Regions from separate parts of the Homo sapiens genome. Here regions 1, 2, 3 and 5 are each linked to region 4. The links are chromatin loops, found by intact Hi-C in ENCODE. Cell type or tissue: mammary epithelial cell. All regions are shown on one strand.

Evidence for each region. A loop is a pair of places that touch in the nucleus more often than their neighbours do. Peaks named below come from ENCODE experiments on the same cell type or tissue, not always from the same donor. Only the 100,000 strongest peaks of a DNase experiment are listed, where the experiment ranks them.
Region 1: a loop joins it to region 4, with 7 times the contacts of the local background. A loop is called at or near these places in 93 of 110 quality-filtered maps.
Region 2: a loop joins it to region 4, with 8 times the contacts of the local background. A loop is called at or near these places in 96 of 110 quality-filtered maps.
Region 3: a loop joins it to region 4, with 18 times the contacts of the local background. A loop is called at or near these places in 80 of 110 quality-filtered maps.
Region 5: a loop joins it to region 4, with 23 times the contacts of the local background. A loop is called at or near these places in 30 of 110 quality-filtered maps.

What each region holds. Positions count from the first base shown.
Region 1 is chr1:6,395,144-6,400,143 of GRCh38, reverse strand. No RefSeq gene overlaps it. Among named protein-coding and RNA genes, the nearest start is that of ACOT7, 3.9 kb to the right of the region's middle. RefSeq lists an enhancer at 4,216-4,740. In mammary epithelial cell, a CTCF peak has its summit at 2,945 (motif pointing right); no DNase peak of the experiment used is centred here.
Region 2 is chr1:6,402,739-6,407,738 of GRCh38, reverse strand. No RefSeq gene overlaps it. Among named protein-coding and RNA genes, the nearest start is that of ACOT7, 11 kb to the right of the region's middle. In mammary epithelial cell, a CTCF peak has its summit at 2,893 (motif pointing right); a DNase peak (open chromatin) is centred at 2,918.
Region 3 is chr1:6,050,877-6,055,876 of GRCh38, reverse strand. It overlaps KCNAB2 (potassium voltage-gated channel subfamily A regulatory beta subunit 2), which reads right to left. Exons shown (of 16, transcript NM_001199862.2): 2 at 4,123-4,366. The coding sequence starts at 4,340. Among named protein-coding and RNA genes, the nearest start is that of KCNAB2, 7.5 kb to the right of the region's middle. RefSeq lists an enhancer at 1,942-2,442. In mammary epithelial cell, a CTCF peak has its summit at 2,764 (motif pointing left); no DNase peak of the experiment used is centred here.
Region 4 is chr1:6,242,546-6,247,545 of GRCh38, reverse strand. It overlaps HES3 (hes family bHLH transcription factor 3), which reads right to left and starts at 3,367. Exons shown (of 4, transcript NM_001024598.4): 1 at 3,305-3,367; 2 at 3,100-3,195; 3 at 2,917-2,998; 4 at 1,968-2,436. The coding sequence starts at 3,180. The coding sequence ends at 2,039. GPR153 (G protein-coupled receptor 153) reads left to right here. Exons shown (of 6, transcript NM_207370.4): 6 at 1-193. RefSeq lists silencers at 1,371-1,670, 1,791-1,930, 2,081-2,240, 2,084-2,435 and an enhancer at 2,672-3,229. In mammary epithelial cell, CTCF peaks have their summits at 655 (motif pointing left) and 2,310 (motif pointing right); a DNase peak (open chromatin) is centred at 2,305; H3K4me3 peaks cover 239 bases; H3K27me3 peaks cover 1,975 bases.
Region 5 is chr1:6,107,038-6,112,037 of GRCh38, reverse strand. CHD5 (chromodomain helicase DNA binding protein 5) reads left to right here. Exons shown (of 42, transcript NM_015557.3): 36 at 155-263; 37 at 1,512-1,644; 38 at 2,048-2,243. Among named protein-coding and RNA genes, the nearest start is that of KCNAB2, 64 kb to the right of the region's middle. RefSeq lists a silencer at 2,983-3,082. In mammary epithelial cell, a CTCF peak has its summit at 3,019 (motif pointing left); a DNase peak (open chromatin) is centred at 187.

The sequences.
Region 1 (5,000 bases), 150 kb before region 4:
TGTATTTTTAGTAGAGATGGGGTTTCACCATCTTGGCCAGGATGATCTTGAACTCCTGACCTCGTGATCTGCCTGCCTCGGCCTCTTAAAGTACTGGGATTACAGGCGTGAGCCACCACGCCCAGCCCTATTTAAACCATATATAGATATATACATATTTTTTCTTTTTTTTTTTTTGAGACAAAGTCTTGCTCTGCGGCCCAGGCTGGAGTGCAGTGGTGGGATCTCGGCTTACCGTAAGCTCCGCCTCCCAGGTTCAAGCCATTCTCCTGCCTCAGCCTCCTGAGTAGCTGGGACTACAGGCGCCCGCCATCACGCCCGGCTAATTTTTTGTATTTTTAGTAGAGATGGGGTTTCACCGTGTTAGCCAGTATGGTCTTGATCTCCTGACCTTGTGATCTGCCCACCTCGGCCTCCCAAAGTGCTGGGATTACAGGCATGAGCCACTGCGCCCGGCCTAAACCATATATTTAAAGATAGTTTAAAATATTTAAAGATTGTTTAAAGTGACAGTTTGTCAATATTTTTAAAGAGTATAAGCTAAATATAATGAATTAATATCTGCTGTTGATATAATAATTATCTCTATGAAGTCATTCATAAAATATTTATTGAGTACCTACTATGTGCTAGGCACTCTTCTTGGAGCTTGGGATACAGCAGTGAATAAAACAGTAAAAAATTCCTGCTCTATACCTTCTAGTTGGGGGAGAGGCAATAAACATATGGGTGCAATACGTATTAAATGGTGTTAGGTGCTAACGAGAAAAATAAACCAGGGAGGAAAACTGGGAGTACTGGAGAAGAGTGGGGGGACTGCAATGGGCCTAATAGAGAATGGCTGGGGAAGGCCTTATTTAGAAGGTGATGTTTGCCTGAGTAAAGGGTGGCCCAGGCAGAGGAAGGAGCAAGCGTGAAGCCTCTGAGATATGTCCGGCACATTCGAAGACTGTCCGGGAGCTCAGGGTGGCTGGAGCTAAGTGAGCCAGGGGAGAGAGCTCATGAGGTCAGAAGCGTGGATGTGGCTGTGGGGCAGAACCCTGAATGCCACAGTGAGGACTGTTCAGATCCCAGATTCATTGTGAAGGCAGAGCTTGCAGGATGTGCTGATGGTTTGGATGAGGGGTGTGAGGGAGAGAGAGAGTCACGGGTGACTCCTTGGGTCTTGGCTTGACCAACTGGAGGGACGGGACTGCAATTTCCTGGGATGGCCATTTCTGAGGGGCATCAGGACAAGGTGAGTGTCGGGTACCTGCCATGCAACCAAAGTGAGATTTGGTGCAGACAAGGGATACATGGATCTGGAATTTAGGGGAGAGCTCTGAGCTGGCCAGAGATATGTATTATACAGATGGGACTTAAAGTGATGAGACAGGCTGGGTGCAGTGGCTCATGCCTGTAATCCCAGGACTTTGGGAGGCCAAGGCGGACAGATCACCTGAGATCGCGAGTTCAAGACCAGCCTGGCCAACATGGTGAAACCCTGTCTCTACTAAAAATAAAAAAATTAGCTGAGTGTGGTGGTGGGGGCCTGTAATTCCAGCTACTCTGGAGGCTGGAGCACGACAATCTCTTGAACCCGGGTGGCAGAGGTTGCAGTGAGCCGAGATCGCGCCACTGCACTCCAGCCTGGGCAGCAGAGCGAGACTTTGTCTCAAAAAAATAAAAATAACAATAAATTTAGAGTGATGAGACAGCCAGGCATGGTGGCTCATGCCTGTAATCCCAGCACTTTGGTTTGGGAGGCCAGGATGGGTGGATCGCTTGAGCCCAGGAGTTCGAGACCAGCCTGACCAGACTCTATAAAGAAATACAAAAAATAGCCGGGCATGGTGGTGTGTGCCTGTGGTCTCAGCTACTCAGGAGGCTGATGTGGGAGGATCATGTGAGCCCAGGAGGTCGAGGCTGCAGTGAGTTGTGATTGCACCACTGTGCTCCAGCCTGGGTGACAGAATGAAACCCTGTCTGAAGGAAAAAAAAAAAAAAGTGATGAGACAGAATGAGACCTCAAGAGTTCAAGCACTGCTTGGGGCTTGTCTAAAGTTCTGACAGGAGGCAGGGAGGCAGTGCCAGCAGAGCAGGCTGAGCAGTGGCCAGCGAGGGAGGAAGACGGACGTGAGGGAGGAGCGCTTCCAGGATAGGGAGGTCACATCTGCTCAATGCCGTTGAGAGGTCAAGGAAAATGACTTCTGACAACAGATTATCGGATTTAGCAACTTGGAAGGAATTAGTGACCTTGATAGATTGACTGGTAGAATCAAAAACCAAACTGGAACAGGTTCAAAGGAGGATGGGAGGTGAGGGGAGAGGGTGTGTGTGTAAGCAGCTCTTTTGAGATGTTTTGCTGAAAGCAGGGATAGAAATGGCCCATAGCTTGAGGAGCAAGTAGAAAATAGCCTAACACGAGAAGGTGAGACTGTGGAAGGTGCAAAATCAGTGTAAATCCATTAGCACTATGGCCAAAATCATTCACAAGGTTTTTGCTGAGGAATTGGGCGCCCCCATTGCCATCCTTAAAAACAGGGCAACATCATAAGTAGTAATCTGGAGCACTATTTTCTTTCTACAGTGCAGAATGGGTACATGATAATCTCTGGGCTGAGCTGTTATCTTTTCTGGGTCCCTCTACCACCTTCGGGGTAGTGATGTGAGCAGGAGGGACAGATGCTGTCTCAGGTGGAAGGGTAGCCACACCCTTTCCCAAAAGTATAGGAACTGTTCCAGATCACTTTTTGGCCTCACTCTGGAGGGCCCAGGCTATTTCATTCTAAACCACTTGGCCCATCCTTGTCTAAGATTCCCTCTGGTTCAGTGTGTGGCTGGAATCTGGCTTTTTGTGTCCCTGATTTGTGTCCCAAGCAGCATTTGAACTTTTTTTTTTTTTAAGAGACAGAGTCTATGTTGCCCAGGCTGGAGTGCAGTGGCTGTTTACAGGAGCCATCAGAGGGCACTGCAGCCTCAAACTCCTAGGTTCAGGGGATCCTCTTGCCTCAGCCTCCTGGGATTATGGGTGCAAGCCCCCATGCCAGGCAGATTTAGAAGATTTTGAACAATGAAGTGTCTGTAATGCTCAGAGGAGCAAGCACACCTATACAGGGAGCATGGGGTCTTAGTAAATTCTTGCTGCACTCATAGCTGGGGGAAGAGCAGTATAGAGAAACAGAAGGTTTGAGGAGGGAAGAGGAAGAAAGGCCCTACCTCAGCCTGCCAAGTAGTCCTCACAACGGTCAGGAAAGTATTTATCACCCCCATATCATAGGTAAAGAAACTGCCAGGCTGGGAACAGTGATGCACACCTGTAATCATAGCACTTTGAGAGGCTAAGGCAGGTGGATCACTTGAGCCCAGGAGTTCAAGACCAGCTTGGGCAATGTGGTGAGGCTCCTTCTATACAGAAAAGTACAAAAATTAGCTGAGCATGGTGGCACATGCCTGTGGCTCCAGCTACTCAGGAGGCTGAGGTGGGAGGGCTGCTTGAGCTCTGGAGGCAGAAGCTGCAGTGAGCAGGGATTGTGCCACTGTACTCCAGCCTGGGTGACAGAGCCAAGACTCTGTCTCAAAAGATTTAAAAAAAAAAAAAAAAAAAAAAAGGAAACTACCTTGCCTGAGGCTCTAAATCTAGTTACTGCTTCCAACCATTTCAGGATTCAATTGGGAAGAGGTGGTGTTTGAACAGGCTTGGGGGCCCTTGATGCTTGCATCAACTTAATTCTCACTAAAAAACAAAAGTCTGCGTCCGGACGAGGTGGCTCAGGCCTGTAATCCCAGCACTTTGGGAGGCTGGGGTGGGTGGATCACCTGAGGTCAGGAGTTCAAGACCAGCTTGGCCAACATGGTGAAACCCTATCTGTGAGAGGTGACAGCATGCTGGCAGTCCTCACAGCTCTCGCTCGCTCTCAGCGCCTCCTCTGCCTGGGCTCCCACTTTGGCGGCACTTGAGGAGCCCTTCAGCCTGCCGCTGCACTGTGGGAGCCCCTTTCTGGGCTGGCCAAGGCCGGACCCGGCTCCCTCAGCTTGCGGTGTGGTGTGGAGGGAGAGTCGTGGGCGGAACCGGAGCTGCGAGCGGTGCTTGCGGGCCAGGGCGAGTTCCAGGTGGGCGTGGGCTCGGCGGGCCTCGCACTCGGAGCCGCGGCCGTCCCCGCCGGCCCCGGGCAGTGAGGGGCTTAGCACCTGGGTCAGCAGCTGCTGTGCTCAATTTCTCGCAGGGCCTTAGCTGCCTTCCCCCGGGGCAGGGCTCGGGACCCGCAGCCCGCCATGCCTGAGCCTCCCCCCACTCCATGGGCTCCTGTGCGGCCCGAGCCTCCCCAATGAGCACCGCCCCCTGCTCCACGGCACCCAGTGCCATCGACCACCCAAGGGCTGAGGAGTGTGGGCACACAGTGCGGGACTAGCAGGCAGCTCCACCTGCAGCCCCAGTGCGGGACCCACTGGGTGAAGCCAGCTGGGCTCCTGAGTCTGGTGGGGACATGGAGAACCTTTATGTCTAGCTAAGGGATTGTAAATACACCAATCGGCACTCTGTATCTAGCTCAAGGTTTGTAAACACACCAATCAGCACCCTGTGTCTAGCTCAGGGTTTGTGAATGCACCAATCAACACTCTGTATCTAACTACGCTGGTGGGGACTTGGAGAACCTTTGTGTCGACACTCTATCTAGCTAATCTGGTGGGGACATGGAGAACCTTTGTGTCTAGCTCAGGGATTGTAAACACACCAATCAGCACCCTGTCAAAACAGACCACTCTGCTCTACCAATCAGCAGGATGTGGGTAGGGCTAGATGAGAGAATAAAAGCAGGCTGCCCGAGCCAGCAGTGGCAACCCACTCTGGTCCCCTTCCACGCTGTAGGAGTGTTGTTCTTTCGCTCTTTGGGTCCACACTGCCTTTATGAGCCGTTAACATTCACTGTGAAGGTCTGCAGCTTCACTCCTGAGCCAGGGAGACCACGAACCCACCAGAAGGAAGAAACTCCAGATGCGCCACCTTAAGAGCTGTAACA
Region 2 (5,000 bases), 160 kb before region 4:
GGGTGCATTGGCTCACGCCTGTAATCCTAGCACTTTGGGAGGCCAAGGCGGGCGGATCACCTGAGGTTGGGAATTCCAGACCAGCCTGACCAACATGGAGAAACCCGTCTCTACTAAAAATACGAAATTAGCCAGGCGTGGTGGCACATGCCTCTAATCCCAGCTACTTGGGAGGCTGAGGCAGGAGACTTACTTGAACCCAGGAGGCAGACGTTGTGGTGAGCCAAGATCGTGTCATTGCACTCCAGCCTGGGCAACAAGAGCGAAACTCCGTCTCAAAAAAAAAAAAAGAAAAAAGAAAAGAGAAAAGTAACATCTAAAAGCGATTATTGGCCAGGTGATTGCACCAATGCACTCCAGCCTGGGTGACAGAGCGAGACTGTCTCAAAACAAACAAACAAACAAATAAAACAAAACAAAAGAAAAGAAAAGCAATTATCTGGCCAGGCATGGTGGCTCATGTCTGTAACCCCAGCACTTTGGGAGGGCAAGGTGGGCAGATCACTTGAGGTCAGGAGTTCGAGACCAACTTGGACAACATGACGAAACCCCTGTAATCCAAGTTACTCAGGAGGCTGAGGCAGGAGAATCACTTGAACCCAGGAAGCAGAGGTTGCGGTGAGCTGAGATTGCCCCACTGCACTCCAGCCTGGGTGACAGAGTGAGACTCTGTCTCAAAAAAATGAAAATAAAAAAAGCAATTATCTAAACTTCCAGCTTAAGAAGCTAGAAAAAGATGAGCCAATTAAATCCAAAATGTGTCAAAGGAAGGAAATAAAAAGAACAGAAATCTAGAAAACAGAAAATAGATGAAATACTTGAAACCAAAAGCTGATTTATTTAAATCATCAATAAAATTGATAAACTAAGCTTGACTACTAAAGAAAAAAGAAATGTTGCAAGTTATTAATATTGGGGATGAAAGAGGGGAGTCACTATAGATGCCACAGACATTAAATGAATCATAATTTGGCAGGGTATGGTGGCTCATGCCTGTAACCCAGCACTTTGGGAGGTTGAGGCAAGCAGATCACTTGAGGTCAGGGGTTCGAGACCACCCTGGCCAACATGGTGAAACCCCATGTTCAACAACAAAATACAAAAAATACAAAAATTAGCCAGGCATGATTGCGGGTGCCTGTAATCCCAGCTACTCGGGAGGCTGAGGCAGGAGAATCATTTGAACCTGGGAGGTGGAGGTTGCAGTGAGCCAAGATTGTGCCACTGCACTCCAGCCTGGGCCACTGAGTGAGACTCTGTCTCCAAAAAAGAAAAGAAAGAAGTGCAGGCCAGGTGCAGTGGCTCATGCCTGTAAGCCCAGCACTTTGGGAGGCTGAGGGTGGATCACGAGGTCAGGAGATCGAGACCATCCTAGCTAACATGGTGAAACCCCATCTCTACAAAAAGTACAAAAAATTAGCTGGGCATGATGGCGGGTGCCTGTAGTCCCAGCTCCTCAGGAGGCTAAGGCAGAAGAATGACGTGAACTCAGGAGGCGGAGCTTGCAGTGAGCTGAGATTGCGCCACTGCATTCCAGCCTGGGCGACATAGTGAGACTCCATCTCAAAAAAAAAAAAAAAAAAAAAAAAGAAATGCAAAGATCCTTATATTCATTATTCATGCAATGCAACATTATACAGCAACAAGCATGCACAAATTCCTGCTACCCACTACAGCACTGATGTTGTGGATGGTTATTCCCTTTAGGGAGAAGAGGTCCCCATATTTGGCAGAAAGCAAGAGAAGCACTTCTGGGGTGCTGGTGATGTCTTCCTTGATCTGGGGACGGGTTAATGGGTGCATTCCTTTATGATCATGCATTAAGCCGTACAATTACGATTTGTGCATTTTTTCTGCAACTGCCCTTTATGAATACCCAGATGGTTTCTGTACCATGTGGTATCATAGGTAAGATACTAGCGCCCAGCACAGGGCCTGGTATATATAAGATGCTCAATAAATGCCTGTTTGGCCCTTGAGAATGCTCACTATGAATTAGGTATAATGGTGCTATCTACCAGGCTCTCCCTCTGCACCAGGCCCTGCTCTGATGTGTGCCTGGTAACTCACCTAATCTTTATACAAACTTGACAAGGTAGATACTATTATTGCCCCATTTTCAGATGAGAAAACTGAAGTGCAGAGGGGCCAAGGAACTTACCTAAGGCCACACAGCTAGGAGGTGCATGGAGGTGGGTTTGGACTGTAAGACTCCGGACCCTTTGGTTTATAACATTTTTACTCAACTAGTTAGCCGCCTCATCACCAGTTAGGAAGCCCCTCCAGGTCATTCCCGCTGATGCTGAATCTAACTTGAGTTATTGTCCTGCTGAGGACAGAAGGTAGTTCTGCTCTCTGAGTGATCCTAGGTGTCAAGATGAATGTGTGGCCGTTTCGCCCAAATCTCCCTCATCTGGTGGGCGTTTGGTTGGAAGGCAGTTCTTTCTCTGGGAGCCTGCTCACCAACGGTGAGGAAGCGACTCGGGCACCGTCTTGGGCTCCGGCCTCTGCTGGGTGGGGCTGCGGGCTGGGAGCAGTCGCCTCCAGTGTGTTGGCCACAGTCACACTGGTGCAGAGCTCCCGCTGATTATCTCCTGCACATGAGGGCCCTTTAGCTCTTCACACAGCAATTACTTGATGCATAAAACCAACATCGTTTTTCTTTAAGGCCCTTGAGAAACATACAATTATACCTCAGCTTTTTATTATCATGAGGAAAAATAGAATTACCCTTGACTGTGTGTCTTTTGTCATAATCACGGAGTTCTTGTTAAAAATTTGAGTGGGGGAACGTTTATTGTGATTTGTAGCAAGACCGCCCCAAGAGATGACGCCCAGGTGGGATCCCGGGTGGGGCGCGGGACCCAGCGCTTGGGAATTTGCTCGGCCCCTAGGTGGAGCCAGAGGGCCACAGACCGAGAGACGGAGCGCCTTGCGGCTTACGGGAAGCAACGCGGAGAATTTCACAGGTCATGTCACTTTTATTTATTTATTTATTTATTTATTTATTTATTTATTTATTTATTTATTTGAGACGGAGTCTCGCTCTGTCGCCCAGGCTGGAGTGCAGTGGCGCGATCTCGGCTCACTGCAAGCTCCGCCTCCCGGGTTCACGCCATTCTCCTGCCTCAGCCTCCCCAGTAGCTGGGACTACAGGGGCCTGCCACCACGCCCGGCTAATTTTTTTGTATTATTAGTAGAGACGGGGTTTCACCGTGTTAGCCAAGATGGTCTCGATCTCCTGACCTCGTGATCCGCCCGCCTCGGCCTCCCAAAGTGCTGTGATTACAGGCGTGAGCCACCGCGCCCGGCCAGGTCATGTCACTTAGATCTCCTCCCACTAACCCCGTTAATTTGCAGGCACCGGGGCACGGCTATAATTCTAGTTATAAAGTTTGACCTACTTAAAGAGATGATCTCCAAATGCTGCTTTTGGGAAATGAATGTATGTCTACTCCAAACATAGAGGTGTTTTTCTTCTCCGGGAAATGACCCATTTATTTTTGACCTTCCCTCTTGGATTATGGGTCCCGCTTTCAAATGGGTCGTTTATGAGTTTTAGGTCTCTTTGGAGTGGTTCATTCTGGGGTCAGAGCACTTGACTTTAAAGATCAGGTTAGGCCAGGCACAGTGACTCATGCCTGTAATCCCAGCACTTCGGGAGGCCAAGGCAGGAGGATCACTTGAGTCCAGGACTTCGAGACCAGCCTGGGAAACATACTGAGACCCCGTCTCTATAAAAATCAAAAGAATTAGCTGGCCATGGTTGGTGGTGCACACCTGTAGTCCCAGCTACTCAGGAGGCTCAGGTGGGAGAACCTCTTTAGTCCAGGAGGTTGAGGCTGCAGTGAGCTGTGATCATGCCACTGTACTCCAGCCTGGGGGACAGAGCAAGACATTGTCTCAAAGAAAAAAAAAAAAAGGCCGGGTGCGGTGGCTCACCCCTGTAATCCCAGCACTTTGGGAGGCCGAGGTGGGTGGATCACCTGAGGTCAGGAGTTCGAGACCAGCCTGACCAACATGGAGAAACCCTGTCTCTACTAAAAATAGAAAATTAGCCAGGCATGGTGGCACATGGCATGCCTGTAATCCCAGCTGCTTGGGAGGCTGAGGCAGGAGAATCTCTTGAACCCGAGAGGCGGAGTCTGTGGTGAGCTGAGATGGCACCATTGCACTCCAGCCTAGGCCACAAGAGCAAAATTCCGTCTCAAAAAAAAAAAAGGTTCAGTTAGGAGGAGAGGCTGTTCCTTTTTTTTTTTTTTTTTTGAGATGGTCTTACTCTGATGTCCAGATGATCTCCCCAGGCTCAGGAGATCCTCCCGCCTCAGCCTCCCATGTAGCTGGTACCACAGGTGCACACCACCATGCCCGGCTAATTTTTTTTTTTTTTTGAGACGGGGTTTTGCCATGTTGCCCAGGCTGGTCTGGAACTCCTAGGCTCAAGTGATCCACCTGCCTCAGCCTCCCCAAGTGCTGGGATTACAGAGGAGAGCCATCGTGCCCCTCTAAGTAGCCTCTTCTGTTTGTCTTTTAGATGTGTCGGCCCTTTGGGAACAGAAGACTATGTGTATGCTTCAGCATTTACTCACATTTCCTGCTGGCAACAGACTTAGGGTCTTGTCTATTCAATTCCATGGACAAGAGGAATAATCATGAAGTGTCTATCATCTCTGCAGAGGATAAACACAAGAGCTAAATTCATTAACATGAAAGAAACACAGTGGCTGTGTGAACAGAGCGGCTCTCCGGCTGCATCCTGTATGATTCCTGGGAGGCTGTGATGGCAGACCCTGGAGAATCCTGCAGTGTCCTCCTCTTGTGTGAATCCCAGCTTGAACCAGTTAGGGTCTTCTCCTTGGGCCAAGGTGATCTGAATCCCTCCCATCTGGTCAAACGCATCCATTCCTGCAGCCCCCAGGACCCCAGGGCTGCTTGGCTTCTCAAGCTGATTCACAAAGCTGTACACAGCCCTTCCTCTATGCCAGGCCCTGTTCCACACA
Region 3 (5,000 bases), 190 kb after region 4:
CAGTCGCTGACGGAGAAGAGGTAAGCACAGAATAAATTTATCTGGGATCTTTAATAACTGGTGGTCTGAGTCACGGAGCATCCCACCCACCCCGTCAACCCTGGTGCAGCAAAATGAAATTCACCAGATAGAGTGAGGCCACCACCCTCCCCGCCCCACCTTCACCCTGACCTGGGTGTAACAACAACCTCTGGCCCATCAACTGCTAAAGGGACTTTGTTGGTGGGGTGAGATGGCTCATGCCTGTAATCCCAGCACTTTGGGATGCCAAGGTGGGCAGATCACCTGAGGTCAGGAGTTTGAGACCAGCGTGGTCAACATGACAAAACTCTGTCTCTACCAAAAATACAAAAATTAGTCAGGCATGGTGGTGCATCCCTGCAGTCCCAGCTACTTGGGAGGCTGAGGCAGGAGAATCGCTTGAACCTGGGAGGCAGAGGTTGTAGTGAGCCGAGACTGTGCCACTGCACTGTAGCCTGGGCGATACAGCGAAACTCCAACTCAAAAAAAAAAAAAAAAAAAAGCGTTTGTCTTCTGGTCTCCTCCACTCCCTGAGAAGCGAGATCCCCAAGGGCGTTTCAGCCCCACAGTGGGACCTGCAGTGTCTCCGAGGCTGCTCAGGCATTTTCCTCGGGGCTTCAGGCAAATAAAAGATATGTTCTCTCCACCTGTGTTAGTTCCCTGCGGCTGCCATTACAAAGATCCCCAAATTAGAGGACTTACAACAACAGGAATGTCTTCTCTCCCACTTCTGGAGTCTGAAGTCCAGGTGTGGGCAGTGTTCCCTCCAAACACCCTCATGAGGTGTCCTTTCCTGTCCCTTCCAGCATCTCGTGGCTCCTGTTGGGGCAGGAGACCAGGGTCTGGAGGCAGGGAACTGAAGGCCAATTCCCGCTGATTTCCTATAACTAAGTCAAAAGGAAAACCCCAACTTTCCACGCCCAAGTAACAAAAGAACCAGAGGCTACTCTCTTTGCATGGCGCCCCCTTTTCTGTGTGGCAGACGAAAAATGGAAAATACCTCTGATTTGTCCCCTCCCGCAACCAATCAGGCTGGCTGTGGGCCAAGTCTTCATTTGCATAGAAGTGTAACTTTGTAACTTCATTTCAGCCTCTAATTGGTCACTTTCTGCAACCAATCAGAATGATCACAGGCCACTACTTCATTTACATAAGATGTACACCAGGTAACCAATGGGAAACCTCTAGAAGGTATTTAAACCCCAGAAAATTCTGTATCCAGGTTCTTGAGCCGCTTGCCCACTCCCATCCTGTGGAGTGTACTTTTGTTCCATCTTGGCTCACTGCAACCTCCGCCTCCCAGGTTCAAGTGATTCTCCTGCCTCAGCCTCCCGAATAGCTGGGACTACAGGTGCCCGCCACCACGACTGGTTAATTTTTGTATTTTTAGTAGAGACAGGCTTTTGCCATGTTGCCCAGGCTGCTCTCGAACTCCTGGCCTCATGTAACCCACCCGTCTTGGCCTCCCAAACTGTTGGGATTACAGGCGTGAGCCACCTCACCCGGCTGCTTTTGTTGCTTCATTCTTTCCTTGCTTTGTATGTGCGTTTTGTCCAATTCTTTGTTCAAGATGCCAGGAACCTGGCTGCACACCCTCCACCGGTAACACCGAGACTCCTCAGAGTCCCTTGGGTTGTGGACCCGTCACTCCACTCTCTATCACCACATGGCCTTCTTATAAGGACACCAGTCGTAGGAATTAGGGTCCATTCTAGTCTTGTATGGCCCCATTGCCCCATCTTAATGATATCTGCAATGACCCTATTTCCAAATAATGTCACATTCTTCTTCTTCTTCTTTTTTTTTTTTTTTTAAGACAGGGTCTCACTCTGCCGCCCAGGCTGGAGTGCAGTGGCACAAATAGGGCTCACTGCAGCGTTGAAATCCTGGGTTCAAGTGATCCTCCTGCATCAGCCGCCTGTGTAGCTGGGACCACAGGCATGTGTCACCATGCCTGGCTAATTTTTTGATTGTATTTAGAGATGGGGTTTCGCCATGTTACCCAGGCTGCCTCCTAAAGTGCTGAGACTACGGGCGTGAGCCACCACACCCAGCCTAACGTCATATTCTGAGGTTTAGGATGAATGTGAATTTTGGGGGGTCTTGATTTAACCCACTAAACTATCCTCCATCACAAATCCTGTCCACATAGGAGAGAGCTGAGGTTTCCCTGAGTTTGGAGGATGGGGTCTGGCCCCTCCTGCATCATCGCCTTGTGTCCTCCACCTTCCTCCCTCCAGCCTAGCCGCCTGGGCCTTCTCTTCGCTCCTCCAGCTGAGAGAGGCATCCATTCCAGACCCCTCTCCTCTTGGGCTGGAATGTTCTCCACATCTTCAGATGATCCCTCTCTCAGAGGGTTCCCCCTCGGCCTCCCTGGTCTTTCTTCATTGCATTGTCCTGCTTTGCTGCCTCGGCCAGTGGTCGCTGTTGGAACTTGTCTCCGTGCAAGCTCGCTGCTTCTCTGCCCCCCACACCCCCAGGCCATGGCTGCCGTGAGGTTGGGGACCTGGTTGCTCTTGTTCATGCAGCAGCTCCAGGATCTGGCTCAGCGCCTGGTGCCAAGCAGACTCTCAATAAACATTTACTGAATAAACAAAAGGAATCAATGACCAGCCCCTCATGAATGCCCAGCGTCTCCTTCTTGAGAAATTTCCAGCAGAACAAGGAGGTCAGCTGTGGCCAAACTAGCGGACCCTTTGTCCTTCCTTTACAGCTGGATTTAGGATACAAAGCCTGAAAAACACTGCCATCTAATGGACTCACAGGAGAAGTGTTTTGTTTCTAAATTACAACCACATATTCAAACAATGGGCTGAAGGACCAAACACGCCGTCCACAGGAGAAAACGTTAAAGGAGCGGTCCTGGCCTGCACTCCACTCTGCACAGAGCACGCAGATGATCCCTAGGGTCTGTCTCAGACGGAAGCCAGATATTTAGTGTTGCCAGATAAAACACAGGACGCCCAGTTAAATTTGAAGTTCAGATAAACAATGAGGAACTTTTTAGTATAAGTATGACCCAAATATTGCATGGAACGTATTTATGCTAAAAAGTTACGCGTTTATCTGAACTTCAAATTTAACTGGCAACTCTACAAGGACTGGGTGGGGAGGGTCCTCTTTGGCTGAATGGCTCTCACAAGGGCATGTTCCTGAGAGGCACAGAAGATAAAGCTGTCAATTTGCAATTGAGAGGGATTTACACCAGCCAGAGAACGGTGGCTAGCAGAGCGCTGTCCGAGGTGCTGAATTCAAAGACAAGCGCACTAAAAAGAATGTCCTTTGGAGGTTCCAAGAAAATTCAGACCTACGTGCCTATCATTAAGAGCAGGGGTCTCCAACACCCAGAAACACATTTTTCCCCATGGAGAAACACACCCACACATTTTTACCCCATGGAGAATTTACTAAACTTTTTTTTTTTTTTTGCGCAATGGAGTCTCGCTCTGTCACCCAGCCTGGAGTGCAGTGGTGCGATCACGGCTCACTGCAGCATCAGATTCTTTGGGCTCAGGTAATCCTCCCACCTCAGCCTCCCAAGTAGCTGGGACTACAGGTGCATGGCACCATGCCTACCTAATTTCTTTGTATTTTGGGGTAGAGATGGGGTTTTGCCATGTTGCCTAGGCTGGTCTCAGACTTCTGGGCTCAAGCAATCCACCCACCTCGGCCTCCCAAAGTGCTGGTATTACAGGCATGAGCCACCGTGCCTGGCCTCATTTTCTTCCTTTATACATTTTTGTTGTTGTTGTTGAGACAGTGTCTCACTCTTGTCGCCCAGGCTGGAGTGCAGTGGTATGATCTTGGATCACTGCAATCTCTGCCTCCTGAGTTCAAGCAATTCTTCTGCCTCAGCCTCCTGAGTAGTTGGGACTACAGGTGCGCCCCACTATGCCTGGCTATTTTTTGTATTTTTAGTAGGTGGTGTTTCACCAGGTTGGCCAGGCTGGTCTCGAGCTCCTGATCTCAGGTGATCCACCCGCCTCTGCCTCCCCAAGTGCTGGGATTACAGGTGTGAACCACCGTGCCCAGCCCTTTTATACATATTTATATGGCTGAAATCAGACTTCCCACCCCACCGCCCCCCTGCCCGGCCCTTACCGATACTTCATGCCTGTGCGCTGGGCGGTGCAGCCGTCCAGGGAAAGGCCGTGCATGCGGAGGAAGCTCTCCATGTTCCTGGCCTGGGCAGCCGCCCGCACCTCCCGCAGCCGCTGCAGTTCCAGCGTGTCCGTCTGGCGGACGGGGTGCAGGGCCCATTCAGAGTGGCACCTGCTGCTCACGCTCCGCAGACTCTCGCTGTACGTCATGGACAGCATGGTGCCGCCTGGCTTGGGAGCTGCCACTGTCCAGACGGTGATGAGTTAGACAGTGTGCCAATGCCCCACGTGCCCCAGGCTGGATGGCTGGCCCTGGGGCAGGGGGCAGCTGCAGCGAAACATCCTTTAACTAGTGCCACCACCAGGTCTTGGTGTCTAGGAGTGGGACCCGGCCCCTGGATGTAAACACCTCTTGGCATGAGATTCTCAGTCCGCAAAGCAGTGCTTGCCAGGAACTCTGGCTAAGCTGCCCTTTTCTGTCCCCTGCATCTGTGAGACAAGCACAGGCAAAGCTGCATTCCAGGCAGGACAGCTGCACCCCAAGTGTCCAAATGAAAACGGGAGCACAGAGAGCATGCAGAGCCTGAGCCCCCCAAATGCTGAAGACCAGGGTTGCTGTTCCGTGGTGACTGCGGTACCATGTCATGGTGGTCTCTTGAGGTGGTTCCCAGGGTAAAACTGGGTCAAAAGCTGTCCCTGGGAAAGCAGCGCAGGGCACACCTGTTGCTGAAGTAAACTCTCCTGTAATTATGCCAGGGAGGCACCTCACCCCCGCATGCCAGGTGGCCCCAACATGGGAAGGTCCTATTTGCTCTTAGCCTTGTAAAGGGAAATGCTATCTATACAACACATTCCCTGCTTGTTGAACGCATCATTGCA
Region 4 (5,000 bases):
GACCCCAAGTGGAGGACCCTGGGCCTGGAGCTCCCTCCCAAACTTTGTCCAGCATCCAGCCTGTTCCCTGGGCTCACTGGGGAGGGAGTTGTCTTCATAGCACACCCAGAGCCAGGGATCCCTTTGTAGTTTTTTGACAACGGAGCATTTCTCTTCTGTACAGGACCCAATAAAAACTTCCTTATGATTTGCACCTGGCATTCCAAGGCTGGTTTCGTAGAAAACCCTTCTACAACCCCACAGCAGGGCTGGCCAGCTGCCCTTAATGTCTTCCTCTGGAACCTGAGTTCTTCTGGTAGTGTGACATTTTTGGGGGGTTGGACTTGCTCTCTGTCTTCAGACAAATGCTCAGGTCCCACCAGCGAGTGAGGAGTGAGATGGTCCTGGAGTAGCAACAGGATGAAGCAGTGGGGTGGGCTCCACAGCCCACCAGTGGAGGAAAGGCCCTATTAGCCCAGGTGGCAACCCCTGCCCCAGGGTTGGCACCTGGGGCTGCTAGTCACCGTGAGCTTGACTGAAGAGACAGAACAGGGCAGGGCAATAGGAGCTGGGCCTAAGCTGCTTGGGACTTGTCGAGCCCCTGTCCCCCCGCGCGCCCGCCCTGGAGTTTGGAGGAAGGACCTTTGGGTCTGCAGTGCAACACCGCCACCTGGTGGACTGCAGAGGGATTTGTCCTGGCCTCTACCCCACCCCACACCGCGGGAAGCAGACCGGAGAGGCCACCCTGGACGGCGACAGCCGGGACTCCCACCCTCGCCCCAGCTCCAGCGAGCCCATTAGGTGCGACAGTGGAGCTGGGTTTTTGAAGGACCGTGGGTCCTTCTCCACGCGTTTGGACCAGGACGGGTTTAGTGCCCTGCAGGTCAGGGCCGCCCAAAAAGAGAAGAGCTTCTGTAGAAAGTTGGTATTTGTGGTTACAAAAGATGCACCTAACTAGGCATCGCAGGGGTGGGAGACATTAGACCTCTGGTGTCCTCTTGATACCGACTTCGCAGATTCGCGCTGGCTTTATTCTGAATTACAAGGTGTCGGGAGAGGGTGCCAGGATCTCTGACCCCACAACCCAAGCTGCCCCTCGCTGGCCCGGACTCCTGGGCCAGAAGCCCAGGGGAAGAAAATCTGACTTGAGAGCCTCCCACCACCGAAGTCCGTGCGCAGCAGTGACCTCATTATGGACCAATAAAGTGGCGCAGCGCGCTCCGAGAGCCGTCCAGGGATTGGATTCTCCGGCAGCCCTAGGGATCTGGAGCTGCGGGGTCTACGGGGTCCGGGCTTGGAATGTGGGCCAGGGTCTTTGTCGAGCGGAAGGCGTTCCCCTCTCCCACGAGAGGCACCGGGTTCACTTTTGCAGCCTTCAAGCTGGTGCCACCAAGCAATGGGTCCCTTCCAGGAACCGCGTGGGCGGGGCGTCCGGTTGGGGCGGTGCATCTTAGGGGCGGGGCTTCTGAGAAGGGTGGGCCTCGGGGAATGCGCCAGCCCGGTGGGCAGCACCGCTTGCGAAGGAGGTCCTTGGAAGTCAAGAGGATCCCGGGTTGGGGGAGGCTGGGGGCCCCTTGCCGGCGGGGCGGGGCCAGGCGCGCTTTGTGCCGGTGGGAACCGGGCGCCCGCGGTCCGCTGAATGGTCCGGGGCGGGGCAGCGATTCTCCTCGCTGCGAGGGGTCAGCTCTGCGCTGTTGCCAACTGCGACATTCCCACCGCTGCGCGGCAACCGGGCGGGGGTGGGGGCGGGCGGGTTGCCCGCCAGGGGTCCCTGGGAAAGGGGCGCAGCCCAGGACACCCCCTCCCAGCCCCTCCGGAGGATGGGCGGAGAGCGAGCGGTCCGGCGTGTGTAGGTGGAGCTAGAGTGGGGGTGGATTATGCCCAGACGCGCAGACCCAGTCCGGCAGGGCTGGGGGTATTTCCCTGCGCTTGCGGGGTGCGCGGCCCTCTCCAAGCCACCCCCGCCCCACGACCAGAACGGACGACTGGGGGGTCCTGGCAGTCACTGTGGGCGTGCTGAAAATAGTCCCTGTGTCGCGAGACCAAATAGGGAGCGCCTTCAGTTCAGGTCATCCCCGGGGCTTCCCCAGGGCCGCCACACGCGCAGGCCCAGCCCGGGACTCTCGGCGCAGCGACTCGACGCTGGCTGCGGCGGGGGGACGCTGGCGGACGAGCCAGGGAGACTTTCGGGGAGGAGGAGCAGGGGTGGTGGGGACCGCGGGCCGCCGGCGGCCGGAGCAGGAGCCCAGACGGCAGGGGTGCAAGGGCGGAACAGCGCGGGCGCCTCCTGGCCCAACCCGGCGCTGTCCATGGTGCTGCCGGCGGCGCTCTCGGGCACCAGGGGGCAGCGCAGGCCGCTGCCGACCTCATCTCCGCGCCGAAGGAGCTGGCTCACGCCGGGCAGGCAGCTGCGGAAGCCCGACGGTTGCTCGGCTCCCCTGGGCACAGGCCAGAGCCCTGTGGGGAAGAGCGGACGCGAGAAACAGGGAGGGGAAGAGAGGGAAGGGGAAGGGGAGGGGGAGGGAGAGGAGGGGAAGGGGGAGGGAGGGGAGGGGAGGAAGGGAGGGAGGAGAGGGGAGTGGAGGTGGAGGGGAAAGGAGGGAGGAAGCGTGTTGAGGAAGGGAAGAGGAGGGCGGAGGTCAGACGACCCGAACGTCTCCCCCGGGGTCCAGACCTACCACCCAGATTGCAATCGCACAGCCAGCCCGGGCTTTACTGCTCCTCCCTCGCCCCCTAGCGAGCTGGGGCCCCCTCCTCACCAACTGCACCTGCCTCCGAGTTGTCCTCTTTATATTTGCTGTCTTGCCATGTTGCCCAGGCTGGTCTCAAAAGCCCGGGGTCAAGCGGTCCTTGAGGTATCCCTCTTTATTTGGCCTTGTGCATCCCTGGCTCTGATCCCACAAGCCTCCCCCTCCTCCCTCCAGCCCTCCCCTATACCTTGCAAGGAGTTCTGAAGGCTTCTCATGTACTTCACGCTCAACTCCAGGATGTCGGCCTTCTCCAATTTGCGCTTCCGGATCTACCCGACCATGGAAAGGTCTATTAGACCGGCCTCCCGAGGTGGAGAGAGGGAGGTTGGGATCGTATCACCCACCCACCCCCACCCCGCCTGAGTCTCACCTGGTGCGAGTAGTGTTTCTCCAGCAGCGACTTGAGCTGCTCCAGTGACACATTGATGCGTGCCCGGCGCTTTTTCTCCATCAGCGGCTTGGAAATCTGCAGATGAACAGCCTTTAGAGTGCAGGACTGCCACCCTCCTGCCCTCGGCACCCCCCCACACCTCCCGGGGAAGGGTGCCTGCCCCTAGTCCCTCAAGACCCCAGACCTTTCGGAAGTTGCCGGGGAGGCTGCCCCGGGCAGCAGGCTCCGTGCCCATGTTGCAGTCCATGCACCAGTGCGAGGCAGCGCCGCCTTTATAGGGACCCTCGTTTACATGTCAATGAGGCCCTCTGGACTCTAGAAACCTTGAGGAGGAGGGGACCGAGGGAGGACGCACTGGGAAGCTCCCCACCTCCTTCCCTCAGCCCCCTCCCATAGCCTAGGCTTCCTCTCACCTTCAGGACCCCCCCTGTCTCCCGAGGGACCCCCCCCTCCCCTTTATCTGTCTTTTCCTTATCTCTCTGGCCTCCACCACTTCCCCAGTCTGAGGACCCCTGCCATGCCCACCCCCTCCATGCCCATCCTGTCCCAATCCCCGTAAGTTCTCCAGTCCCACTTGCCAAGTCCTTGATACCCTGGAGTGCAAGCATTCCAGGGGTCACCTACTGGGGAGGTACATGGGCCAGCTGGCCACAGGCTGCCTCACTGACTATGACAGGGCTCTGGGCTCCCTCGGGACTGATGAAGATGCCAAGGCGACGCCTCTTTATGCACTTCATGCTCTGGTTATACCCGCAACGCCGCATTAGTTGCCCTAATGTCGGGACAATGCAGCAATTTTCTGCCTGTGGCTGCTCAAAGCCAGGCACAAGCTGAGCCCGCGGGGGCCATGCAGCAGCCTGTGTCCCATTAAAGCATGCAGCCCACCCGCGGGGCCACAGCCAGCCTCATCCTTGCTGGGGCCTTGGGATTGGGAGGGGTCCTGGTGAGGGTGCAGCCTGGGTCCTGTGTTCTCTGACACTGCTAGGATCCAACGCGGACTTCCCACAGGAGGCAGGTGGGGTGAACACGGCTGCCTCTCCCTTCCTTACAGCCCTGGGCTTCCAGGCTGGGTGGCTTTGGTGGTAGACCCTGTCCCCATGGAGAAGCACTAGAAGTCTACTCCCATGAGCCTGCTCTCAGCTCCACGCACAGGTGGTGGTGGCAGGAGACCACTGACATTCTGGGAAGAGCTCCAGGCCACACTTCGAGAGATCCAGGGCCCGCACCCCAATCTATGATTCAGACTACGGCGGACCCAGTGGAGGAGGCGCCTGGAGCACTTGCCCCAGGATGGGCTAGGCCTACAGCAAGGCTCTGGGGCCATCCCCCTGGTTGGACTCCAGGAGGCTGAACTGTAGCTGCTGTGATGGACAGGAAGGCTGACCTCCAGGAAGTCCCTGGGTTCAAACCTAGACACCTCCCATGGGCCCTCATGGCTTTAGTTTTTGGGGCTTGTAAAATTATATTCTGAACAATGCAGCCCCCATTGCTTCTGAGGGTGACAGGGAAGTCGCAAAAATTCTGCAGCTGAGCCCTGTGGCAGAGGAATGAACAAACCGGCTTCTGTGTAGGGACTCAGGGTGGGGTGCGCCCCCCAGCTCTATCAAGCCAGGGCATCTCCCCCCAGCCCGCCCCCGCCTACCCTTCCCAGGATAGCGGCGTTCCCAGGCGCCAAGCAGCGTGGAGAATCGCGCCACGCCCTCCCCCTTTCAGGCCGAGGCAGCGGCAACAGCAGCTCTGGGGCTCTGTCCAGCCCGGACCGCAGGGCCCGCGGGCCAGATCCGGGCCGACCCGGGCCTGGGAGGGCGGCGGGGGCCGAGACCAGGCGGCGGGCGCTGGCACGCGCCGGGCAGCTTTGAAGCGCCAGGACCGGCCGGGCC
Region 5 (5,000 bases), 140 kb after region 4:
GGAAGTCCATCGTATAACCTTTCTTAGCCACCCTGGAACACTGGACCTCTGGGGGTGGAGGCAGTGGCAAGTAGGGAGGGAGCGGCTCTCCAAGCCTGCCTGTGCGTGAGAGCTGGGGCACTTCTCACCCTGCTCACCTTGGCTTGTTTCCCAGAGTTGCACACGCTGTGGCAGAACGAGGAGCGGGCTGCTGTATCCTCTGGGAAAATCTACGACATCTGGCACCGGCGCCATGACTACTGGCTGCTGGCGGGCATCGTGACGTATCCTTGGCCAGGCCGGGCTGGGCAGGGACTTGCCCGTTCCTCCGTGGACCTCGGGGAGAGCCCTCTGAGAGCTCCGGGGGAAGCCTTCCTCGTTCTTCCTCAATCTTCCTCACTTCTGGCGGTGGCTAGAAATCCTCGGCATTGCTGTGTCGCCCGCTCCCCGCCGCTGTCATCCCGGCTTCTTCCTTATGTGTCTCTGTCTGGGTCCACATTGCTCTCTCTTTTTTTTTTTTTTTTTGAGATAGAGTTTCACTCTGTCACCCAGGCTGGAGTGTAGCAGCTTGATCTCGGCTCACTGCAACTGCTGCCTCCCGGGTTCAAGCGATTCTCCTGCCTCAGCCTCCTGAGTAGCTGGGATTACAGGTGTGCCCCACCACACCTGGCTAATTTTTGTATTTTTAGTAGAGACGGGGTTTCACCATGTTGGCTAGGCTGGTCTCGAACTCCTGACCTCAAGTGATCCACCCACCTTGGCCTCCCAAAGTGCTGAGATTACAGGCGTCAGCCACCACACCCGGCCTTTTTCTTTTTCTTTTTTTTTTGAGATGGAGTCTCGCTCTGTGGCCTAGGCTGAAGTGCAGTGGTGCGATCTCAGCTCACTGCAACCTCTGCCTCCTGGGTTCAAGTGATTCTTCTGCCTCAGCCTCCTGAGTAGCTGGGACTACAGGCATGCACCACCACTCCCAGCTAGTTTTTGTAATTTTAGTAGAGACGGGGTTTCGCCTTGTTGGCCAGGCTGGTCTCGAGCTCCTGGCCTCAAGTGATCTGCCCACCTTGGCCTCCCAAAATGCTGGGATTACAGGCGCGAGCCACCATGCCTGGCCCCAAATTTTCCTCTTCTTACAAGCATCCCAGTCATTGAGTTTAGGGCCCACCCTAGTCCAGCATGACCCTTTCTTAACTTCATTACATCTGCAAATACTCTATTTCCGAAAAAGGTTCCCATTCACAGGCACTGGGGGCAAGACTTAAACGTATGCACCCCAGGTTGTTGGGGTGAAGAGTTAACCCTCTGAAGCCCCGGGGCTGTGTCTGGTGCACCCAGGGCACCTGTCAGTGTCTGCTGATACTGTCACTGTTGTGTCATCAATATGTTCCTCGTGCAGCTGGGCTTAAGGACTTGCCTGAGAGCGTACAGCCAGAATGCCGACCCCCGGGCTGGCCCCTCCCCCTCCCTGAGCTGCCTCCCCCTACGGCCCCACCACTTCTAACGGCCAGGTTTGCCCTTAATGGTGCCCCACCCAGGCACGGCTACGCCCGCTGGCAGGACATCCAGAATGACCCACGGTACATGATCCTCAACGAGCCCTTCAAGTCTGAGGTCCACAAGGGCAACTACCTGGAGATGAAGAACAAGTTCCTGGCCCGCAGGTTTAAGGTCTGTCTTCTGAAGGGCCAGGGCTGCACGGGGCAGGGAGGGACGGTGTCAGGAGGACCCTCGCAAAGGCAAAGGAATTAGAGAGCAGCAACCCCTCCCCGTGTACCTGGGTCACGCTGCCACGAAGCAGCAGTATGTCCATCAACTAACAGTGGTGGATCCTTGCTCTGGCCCTGGCCCCACTGGGAAGTATCTGCCGCCTTGGGGTGTTGGGGTACAGAGAACCCAGCTTGGTGACAGCTCCAAGGGTTGGCCACCACCAGGCCAGGGTGGGCAGCAGATGGCAGTACGTCCTCTTTCCCTCCTTTCTGCCGGGAGCCTTGGCCTGGGGTGGGCGCTGGTGGAGCACGGAGGGTAGCCATTCAGCGGGAGGGGCCGGGCCGACGCTGCGCCCCGCCCCCAGCTGCTGGAGCAGGCGTTGGTCATTGAGGAGCAGCTCCGGAGGGCCGCGTACCTGAACATGACGCAGGACCCCAACCACCCCGCCATGGCCCTCAACGCCCGCCTGGCTGAAGTGGAGTGCCTCGCCGAGAGCCACCAGCACCTGTCCAAGGAGTCCCTTGCTGGGAACAAGCCTGCCAATGCCGTCCTGCACAAGGGTGAGCAAGTCCTGCCCCCCACGGTGCAGCCCCCCGCCCTTCCTCCTGCCCAGCGAGCGCTCTTGGCTGTAGATGAGGGCACTGATGGGGTAGGGGCTGGGGACAGATGTCAGCCCAGAGGGCGGTGGACTTCTGGGCCAAGATGGAACAGTCCTGTCATCAGACCCCTTATCTCCCCTGCAGGGAAACTGAGGCTGCTTGCTTCTCCAGCCTGTTTCTCAAGCCTGCTCTGTGCGGGCCCCGGCCCGGGCTAGTGACACAGAAAACCACGAAACTGTAAAGGCTTCTGAGTCCTGACAGCGTGACTTAAATGCACTGTGTCTTTAGCCCGGGCAATACCCATCAGCCTGGAGCCTTCTCCTTGGCCCCGTGTGGGAAGGGAAGTAGTTTGCCCAAGATCTCCCAGGATTCAGAGCTTTGGTGCTGGCTGCACATCTCTGCCTGTGGTCACAGGGCACACTTCTGCCCTCGGGGCTCCCGGCTGGTTGGGGGAGGGGTGGCCCTGTGGTGAGAGTTGCTGGACCCCTCCCTGTGCCCTGCAGCCCTCCCTGGTGTACTCTGATCCTGTGCCCAGTAGGGCCTGGGGCTGCAGGTCTCCCTGAGAACTCTTAGGAGGGAAGCCCAGCGTCAGGCAGCGCTTCTGGCTGGCTCGTCTGCAGCCCGTGGGCCCTTGCCCAGCCCAGAGGGGCTCCTGGGAGGAGTTCTTTGGAAGCTCCTGCTGTGTCCCCACTTGGCAGTGCTGCCTGCAGCTTGGGAGGGCCTGGTGCAGGGCACCCCCTGGTGCCCGGTTCTGGGCAAGTGCAGTCATACACCCTTGCAAATAAGCCCCAGCTCTCGGGCTACCTCCCCTGGCACAGCCCTTCATCCCTCCATCCCTCCATGCCTCCATCCTTCCACCCCTCCATCATCCCTCCATGCCTCCGTCCTTCCACCCCTCCATCCCTCTATTCTTTCACCCCTCAATCCCTCATCCCTTATCCCTCCATCCTTCCACACCTCCATCCTTCCATCCCTCCATAATTCTTCCATGCCTCCAACCCTCCATCCCTCTGTCTCTCCATCATCCCTCCTTCCCTTCATCATCCCTCCATTCCTCCATCCTTCCACCCCTCCATCCTTCCATCCTTCCATTATCCCTCCATGCCTCTGTCCTTCCACTCCATCCCTCATCCCTCTGTCATCCTTCATCCCTCCATCCTTCCACCCCTCCATCCCTCCATTATCCCTTCATCATACCTCCATCCCTTCATCCTTCCATCTCTCCGTCATCCCTTCATCATCTCCATCATTGCTTCATCCCTCCATCATCCTTCCATTCTCCCTCCATCCTTCCACCCCCATCCCCCATCTCTCCATCATCTCTCCATCCTTCCATCTCTCCATCTCTCTACCCGTCCATCCCTCCATCATCCCTTCGTCCTTCCATTCCTCCATCCCTCCATTATCCCTTCATCATACCTTCATCCCTTCATCCCTCCGTCTCTCCATCTTCCCTCTATCATCTCTCCATCATCACTCCATCCCTCTATCATCCTTCCGTCATCTCTCCATCCCTCCATCCTTCCACCCGTCCATCTCTCCATCATCCCTCCATCTCTCCACCCCTCCAACCCTCCATCATCCCTCCATCTTTCCACCCCTCCATCATTCCTCCATCCCTCCATCATCCCTCTATGCCTCCATGTCTCCACCATCCCTCCATCATCCCTCCATCTCTCCATCATCCCTCCATCCCTCCATCCCTCCATCCCTTCACCCCTCCATCACCCATCCCTCCACCGTCCCTTCATCCCTCCATCCCCCATCTCTCCATCATCCCTCCATCCTTCCATCCCTCCATCATCCCGTCCCTCCACCTTCCTTCCATCCTTCCATCTTCCATTATCCCTCCATCTCTCCATCCTTCCACCCCTCCATCCCTCCATCATCCCTCCATCCCTCCATCTCTCCATTATCCTTCATCATCCCTCCATCCCTCCATTATTCCTCCATCATCCCTTCATTCTTCCATCATCCCTCCATCCCTCCATCATCCCTCCATCTCTCCATCATCCATCATCCCTCATCCCTCCATCATCCCTCCATCTCTCCATCATCCCTCCATCCCTATATTATCCCTCCATCATCCCTTCATTTTTCCATCATCCCTTCATCCCTCCATCATCGCTTCATCCCTATATCCCTTTATCTATCCATCATCCCTTCATCATCCCTACATCCCTTTATCTCTCCATCATCCCTTCATTATCCCTCCATCCCTCCATCTCTCCACCGCTCCATCCCTCCATCGTCCCTCCATCTATCCATCATCCCTTCATCATCCCTCCATCCCTCCATTATCCCTCCCTCATCCCTTCATTCCTCCATCATCCCTCCATCCCTCCATTTCTCCACCCCTCCATTCCTCCATCATCCCTCCATCTCTCCATCATTCCTTCATTATCCCTCCATCCCTCCAACATCCAACCATCATCCTTTCATCATCCCTCCATCTCTCCACTCCGCCATCCCACCATCATCCCTCCATCTCTCCATCATCCCTTCATTATCCCTCCATCCCTCCATCATCCCTCCATCCCTCCATCATCCCTCCATCCCTCCATCTTCCCCCATCCCTCCACCTTCCCTCCATCCCTCCATCTTCGCTCCATTATCCCTACATTATCCCTCCATCCCTCCGTCCTTCCACCCCTCCATTCGTCCGTCCTTCCACCCCTCCATCATCCTTCCATCGCTCCATCATTCCTCCATCCCTCC